3 separate regions of the Homo sapiens genome follow, and regions 2 and 3 are each linked to region 1. A link is an interaction called in ENCODE POLR2A ChIA-PET data of the cell type or tissue named here. Cell type or tissue: Panc1. All regions are shown on one strand. Region 1 overlaps PTGR3 (prostaglandin reductase 3). Region 2 overlaps ZNF407 (zinc finger protein 407). Region 3 overlaps ZNF407 (zinc finger protein 407).

Evidence for each region. ChIA-PET counts read pairs that join two places held together with the same protein. Peaks named below come from ENCODE experiments on the same cell type or tissue, not always from the same donor. Only the 100,000 strongest peaks of a DNase experiment are listed, where the experiment ranks them.
Region 2: POLR2A ChIA-PET joins it to region 1 with 6 read pairs; 6 of 35 experiments call an interaction of 5 or more read pairs at or near these places.
Region 3: POLR2A ChIA-PET joins it to region 1 with 5 read pairs; 2 of 35 experiments call an interaction of 5 or more read pairs at or near these places.

What each region holds. Positions count from the first base shown.
Region 1 is chr18:75,201,710-75,204,209 of GRCh38, reverse strand. PTGR3 (prostaglandin reductase 3) reads left to right here. Exons shown (of 2, transcript NM_175907.6): 2 at 1,870-2,500. Among named protein-coding and RNA genes, the nearest start is that of PTGR3, 6.2 kb to the left of the region's middle. In Panc1, no CTCF peak of the experiment used is centred here; no DNase peak of the experiment used is centred here; H3K27ac peaks cover 345 bases.
Region 2 is chr18:74,953,845-74,956,344 of GRCh38, reverse strand. All of the region lies in intron 8 of ZNF407 (zinc finger protein 407), which reads right to left. Among named protein-coding and RNA genes, the nearest start is that of PTGR3, 250 kb to the left of the region's middle. In Panc1, no CTCF peak of the experiment used is centred here; no DNase peak of the experiment used is centred here.
Region 3 is chr18:75,009,902-75,012,401 of GRCh38, reverse strand. All of the region lies in intron 8 of ZNF407 (zinc finger protein 407), which reads right to left. Among named protein-coding and RNA genes, the nearest start is that of PTGR3, 200 kb to the left of the region's middle. In Panc1, no CTCF peak of the experiment used is centred here; no DNase peak of the experiment used is centred here.

The sequences.
Region 1 (2,500 bases):
AGGTGGGGAGGACTGCCGTCGCAGAGGGGCTGGCCGCCCGGGTGTCCCCCCAAGGCGGGGTCTCCCTGCAGAGGAGCGGCTACTGCCTTTGGGACTGTGGAGACACCAGGGGGACAAACTGGGAGGGATGAAGGGCGTGGGAAGGGTTAATCGTGGGCAAAGGATTGCACAGAACACAACTGGCAGTGGGTCGGCTCCTGTCCCCCCACTTCCAGAGCAAACCCTACCGTCACTTCCACCCCCACGGGCACCTTTCCTGGAGTTTGCTTTACAGCCTAAGGCAGAGGCACTGAGACGGGCTCCAGCTGGCTCTGCCCTGGGCTGCTGCTGTGAAGTCCAGAAGCAAGCTCCCAGGGAAGTGGGCCCTTTTTAAAACGCCAGGCCTTGAGAATTATGTAAATTTAAAGGAAAGATGGCAGGTTCTTTCCCTTCTCTAAAAATAGAATGTAGGAAAAAAAAAATAGAACGTAGGCATCTTGATATTAAATTCCAAATAAGAAACCAGCAAAACTCATCTTCCCCCTTCTCATGATTGTGTATCTTCCACGGGTATGGAATTGTGTGGGGTGTTATTGAGGCTGTGTGGTGTGCTGGCGTCTGAATGCAGCTTGACATAACAGAAAGCAGTTGCTCCCTGCGTTCTTATTTCTACAATATACAGAGACTTTTCTGTCCTGTAGATACATGGGGGATGATCATAAGTGAGCTTTTATAAGCGCAGAGTATTACCTATATCACCGTGAAAGTGTATCGCATACAGGACAGTTTTGGCTTATTAAGTTAAATTAAAAGTGAATTCCTTTTAAATGACCTGCTTAACGGCTTTCCTCCTCCACCAGTTACTATTACCTTTTCATTCTATTACAGGTGGAAATGACATTTTTAGGGTCTTCCATTATGTGTCTAAGCCACCTTCTGACATTCTTAGTAGATGGCTTTTTTCCTCCTATGTATCAGGATATTTTTGTTAGGAGGTATACTGAGATGAAAAAAGCTGGGAAAAATACTGGCCTCGCAATTAAATTGACTCCGGATACCAAGATGAAAATAATCATCTGGTATTAATCAAGTTATGTCTCTGCTTCTTGTTGAGGAAAAATATAGTAACGATTTGCTTTCCTTTTCATTTGAAAAGGACTGTGAAATGTTGAATGTTTCATAAAAATCGCTCTACCCAATTTTTGTTCAATTAATCAAAATGCGTATTTTCACACTGGATGTAGTTACATCAGAAAGAAAATTTGCGACAGCCACTCTAACAGTGCTTCAAACAACCCCTGCAGGAACATGTAGCAACCAGTGACCTTGCACATTCCATCAATCTTTAATAATATCATTGTCATTACTCTTATTATCTTAAGTGTTAAATTGTTGCCAGAATCAATACAAGTCTACTTCTTTGAATATATTTTATCCCAGTGTTGTTTTTAACATCTTTGTTAAGAGGCCAATTAATTTCCAACTCACAGCTCCAGTGAAGTTTATATATAATGAGGATTTCCTGACTCTTTTTCTTTTTTCCTTCTTTTCTTTTTTTTTTTTTTGCTTATTTCTACTTTTGAAAGAAGACAAATAAATGGCATGTGAAAATGTGAAACAAACAACTTGCCATTTAAAATGATATGAAATTATTTCTAAACTGATGAAAGGAAAAAATATGCCAAAAACTGAGACAAAGCACATTGAACTAATACTTGTTTAATTTCTTTTTTTATCTGAGCAGCAGGACTAATTTTCTCAAATTCGATCAGATTGTATAGCTTAGCAACCCCTCCAGGGTCGCCAGAACTAGAGGAATTTCTCTAAGCAGAATCTAAATGCCTAACAAAAAACCCATCGTAACATATTTGTTTGTTTGTTTTCTTTTAGATTTGTTGGTGTTAACGCATCTGACATCAACTATTCAGCAGGCCGCTATGACCCCTCAGTTAAGCCTCCCTTTGACATAGGTTTCGAAGGCATTGGGGAGGTGGTGGCCCTAGGCCTCTCTGCTAGTGCCAGATACACAGTTGGCCAAGCTGTGGCTTACATGGCACCTGGTTCTTTTGCTGAGTACACAGTTGTGCCTGCCAGCATTGCAACTCCAGTGCCCTCAGTGAAACCCGAGTATCTTACCCTGCTGGTAAGTGGCACCACCGCATACATCAGCCTGAAAGAGCTCGGAGGACTGTCGGAAGGGAAAAAAGTTTTGGTGACAGCAGCAGCTGGGGGAACGGGCCAGTTTGCCATGCAGCTTTCAAAGAAGGCAAAGTGCCATGTAATTGGAACCTGCTCTTCTGATGAAAAGTCTGCTTTTCTGAAATCTCTTGGCTGTGATCGTCCTATCAACTATAAAACTGAACCCGTAGGTACCGTCCTTAAGCAGGAGTACCCTGAAGGTGTCGATGTGGTCTATGAATCTGTTGGGGGAGCCATGTTTGACTTGGCTGTAGACGCCCTGGCTACGAAAGGGCGCTTGATAGTAATAGGGTTTATCTCTGGCTACCAAACTCCTACTGGC
Region 2 (2,500 bases), 250 kb after region 1:
GTCAAGAGCAGGGTCTCTGTTGTGGGCACACGTGGGCCACACCGAGGCCAGCAAGGACAGGCTGGTGGATGTCAGGAGGAATGCAAGCAGGACGGAGAGCTGGATGTGATGAGGAAGTGGGGATGTGACACAGACAGGAGGATACTAAAAAGTTATTCAATTTGATAAACAATGAACGTCTATAACTGGATTAAGCTGGAGGCTGGGGATTCATTTTTGACCTGAAGTTTAGGAAAGAAGCAACTTTTCAAGATGAAGTAAAAGGGGTGGATACTTTAAAATAGGAATTTGACTTCTAATGAGGAACTTCAGAAAAAAGAACCAGAAACAAGGCAAGTTACAAGGAAGAATATTTTGGCTCAACCTATAGATGAACTTCCTTAAGTTAGAGCTTTCTGAAGTAGGAATCATGTAATGTACAAAAAAGTATGGTCTTGCCACTGATGGTCTCCTGTGGACTCTGCCAGCACAGACAGACAGGAACACGTGCACCGTGTGTGCAGGGAGAGAGGATGGCTGGCCGAGCCTGATGAAGTCCTTTCCCTGACCTCACAAACATCGGAAGATGTGTCGAGAATGTGCAGATCCAGAAATCTGCTGCTGGTCAGGTCCTGAGACTTGATGTGACTCGGGTACCCACTTAGTTATCACCACCTTGGAAAACAGGGTTACTTGGGGTATTTGGAACATTATTTCATTGAAATTTTTGCCAACAGGACTTAACCTTTTATTTCTCCTTACCCAGTACATCACAATGTAGCTCTTATGAAGAATAATACTTGCTTTGGAGTAAAGACATACTGATTGTGCCAAAGTTAGAAAACTGATTAACCTACAACCAAGGCTAGCCCAGCGCCAGCTCCATATATCAGCTATTTTCCTGATTCATCTCCCTGTTGGCTACTGGCTCATCCTTAAATGCTGATTCTGGGGTTTGCAACTTTTCCTTTGATTTCAGCTATGTCCTCTACCAAATCTAGGTTGAACTCTCTCAATTCCCAGGTCCCTTCTCTACTGGCACCAAATTTACCCCATGCCCCAGAATTAAACTACTCTCTCCAAATACATCAGATTCCTGACCCAGTGGCTCCCCGAGATGTGCCTGTGTAAACACTCTCCTTCAGTTTCTCTCCAGTTCCTCTGGACTTGCGGTCCCCACAACTTCTGCAGCTCAGCCCATCCCTAAACGACCCTAAACGGCCCCTCAGCACTACCCTCAGGGTTCCAAACTCCTAACTGGATTCACTCACTCCTTCCTCTCCCCTCAAACACTGACTTCATGAGATCCACACTTAGGTCCTTATCTCTGGACTATCACTCCTCCAGCATCACTATATCAATAGCATCTGTAGACTGCACGACTGGCTTGTAACATATAACAACACCTTTAGGATTAAACTGAATTACAATGCTTGGGGCTCCATTTAGAGTGGATATATCCAGTGACACCTGTCCTTATTTTCCCTACTGATAATGTCATTTATTTCCTTCGTCAAGTACTGGACTAGAATGGTCACTCGAAAGGATGGCAATGATGGTGTTGATGAAGTTCACTGGTGGCTGGAATGGGCTAAGGTTAGACATTGGATTGGACAATAGTTTAGGAATACCCCTTCCCCTGTGTGTTGCGGTTTCATACACTCATAATCTAAAATGTAAATATAAAAATATGTGGGTTATATAAAAGCAGTGACATCTAATCCAATATAACTTCACTGCTTAGTAACAAATGATAAAATTATGTTATATAATACTTGAAAAAAAATTATGACTAGTTTCATTAACTAAAACATTAATAATTATTGCATGATTATAATGCCAGTCTTTCTTAAAGGACTGATTTCCTAATAAACAACAATGAAAACTTTCATATTATTTTCTCCTTTGCCCAACATTTTTTATTTTATATCCTAAGTGGAAGGAGAGAAGCTTAATATAATATCTGTATTGACATAATCATATAGCTATTTAATCATAGTCATTTATGATATAGATTAAAGATATATATTAACAATAGTATACAAAGAGATCACAGTAACACAAGTATCTATTTTGAAAATAATTACTCAGAAGTAACATTTTGTCTGTTTCTCCCAAGTAACTGTTTCTGGGTAAGTTGGTTTTTGAGATTATCTTAAGTGAGCCAAATGATCAAAAAATGCTTTTCTAATTGGCATTAATATTGAAACTGGCCTCTTTCCCTTTAGAAAGCATTAAATTTTGTTATAAAATATTGAACATATTAATATTGGAAAAGTCAATAGAAATTAAGTCAATTGAGGTACCACAATGACTAAAATATGTGTAAAATACATTTATGTGGGTATGTAAAAGTGTGTGTCCACGTGCACGCACATGCACACACACAAAACATACACTATCCCTTTTTCTCCTTACTTTGAGCCTATCTTTTGTTTTTTCTCGCCTCCCATTAGGGTCTCAACTTTTCTCCCAGAATAAAGCAGCCCAGCCACAGTTCCCTAATGGACCAGATTCCTGC
Region 3 (2,500 bases), 190 kb after region 1:
CTATGTGTACATACACTATGTGTACATACACTATGTGTACATACACTATGTGTACATACACTATGTGTACATACACTATGTGTACATACACTATGTGTACATACACTATGTGTACATACACTATGTGTACATACACTATGTGTATAGCAGGTGGGCTTCAAGCCCTGTGATGTTCATTCAGCTAACTCAAAAAGTGTCGGAAAATGGATTTCAGCACAGGTGCCCAAGGACACCATAAACAGAATGTATTGACGATACATTCTACAATGTGACAGCTCAACTGTCATGTCAAACAGCTGTAACAGAGTGCTAGTGTTACAGGTTTACTTTAATATTTAAATATATCAATAACCAGGTGAAACTTGTTTTTGCAGGTTTAAAAAGAAGAGTTTTAATATGTCACATGATAAATATTTAAACACAAAACAGGAATTTAAATTCTCCTATTCTCAATGACTATGTAAATTTTACTAGGCTATTAAAAAAATCTTCCTAAACACTTGCTAGAAAAAGTCTATTTGTCATTGGGCTAATTTATACTTTCAACAAATTATATTTCTTGGAAGTATTTCAAACAAATATACCAAATTTGCCTCAATAATTTTTCATTTCTCCTTATAAGCCTTTTCAAAGTGGAATTATAATGCGAGTTTAAGATACATTCAATTTATTAAAATGGTACTACTTAAGTAGAGCTTATTTTGACATGATAAGAATACTGAGACCAAAATAAATCCAATATTCATTCTTTTGTTCAACAAAAATTTATTAAATACTGACAAGTGTTTTCTGATTTTGGGAAAAAAACTTAAATGGATGAATATTTTCTTACTACTTACTTTTATCACTGGGATTCTTTGTAAGCAAAGATTTTTTTTATGTGTAATAATATTTAATATAGCATTGTTTGTAGTGGTAATGAGTAAAACCCCAAATGTTCATTTGTAAGAGAATGGCTGAATCAACTAAGGTATGTCTGCTCTATTTTGTTATACAGTTATTCAGATGAAAAATTATATCTGTATCTGTTGATCCGGAGGAAAAAAGCAAACTACAGAATTAAATGTATAGTATTCAAACACCTTCCAAAAAACGTGTAAGGGACACATGCTTTTTATTCGCAGAGAAAGGTAGTCCACAGTGCTATGAGCAGTGATTTGCAGGTATCTGAGGAGGTCTTCAGGTTTTTCTTTATTCGTGTTTGTGTTATTTTACTTGCTAGAAGTCCATTATTACTTTGGTAAATTTAAAATATCGAGTAAGAAAAATGAAAACTAAACACAAGCCAAGAGTAACAAAGAGATTTTATAAATAAGACTCAGCTTTTCAACCCACTAATTCCACACAGGTTTTCCAAGTGCTGTGTTCCCACCACCCTTCCTACTCACTGCCTGACAAAGCACAGGGGATAAAGCACAGTTTTCTTGTGGGCCATTTGGAGATGCCACATCCTCTGTTGTTCTTAAGGAGATCTGACTGTACTTGACAAGGAGCCATTATTTGATAGTATGACAGGGCAGCATTTCATGGACTTAAGTGTTGTTTGCTCTTCAAATATATGCTTTTTCCTTTAGGAAAACATTCATTTACATAGATCCACAAGTAGGAGGCATGTGAAAACCGTTATTAGTCTAACATAAAGGAGAGAGACATATGCACCAAAAAGTACTCCCAAGTTCTCAAGTAAAACAAGACAACGGCAGGAGTTGTTCCTTCTGGTTTCACCATGGCTATATAGTAAAAGTGTCTGGGGCATCCTCACTGCTTTTAAATACAGCTGTGCTCATGCAACTGCTGCTGATTCCAATGTGACTGAAATTTTCAGCATGCCCGATTTACCATATCTGATTGTGTAAGCAGCTGGGATACAAAAAATAACGTGCCTGGCATATGCTTAGCAGTCACAAGGAAGTGGCAGAAAATCAGCCTGTGACCCACTTATTATTTTGGTGACACATGACTGTTGCTGTTTTTGGGAATTTAGTTGTACACATGACCCTGGAGTGAGCTGTCAGTCTCACTGTTCTATTAACAGTTCACACAAATCTCTGCATATCCCATATCACTTGTCTGGACCTCCAAAACATCCCACACTCGACCTGGCCAGTCACAGAGAGCTCTTTGGAAATATACATCTTGGCCTTTCTCTCGGCAAATCTCATGAGATGAAATCTCATGTAGACAGGGGGAAATATGTGGTTGGGAATTCTGGGAAGTCAGATCACGGTTGTCCTTTATTAGCAAACACACGATCAGAAAAGAAATGGACTGGATGACTACTAGCGTGATTTTCAGGACAATGGCTGGCATGAAGGCCTTAAGCAAAACAACAAAATGTGCATAATGTTTTCTTTTCCCACTTTGTGACTTTTAGCATTTCTACACTTTCACACCCTTTCCAATCCAAGATATTTTACTTACTCTGTTTCCTTAAGTCTAGGACAGCACTGCTTGTAAAATGCAATTCTATGTTAAAACAAATAATTGGGATTTCTGATTT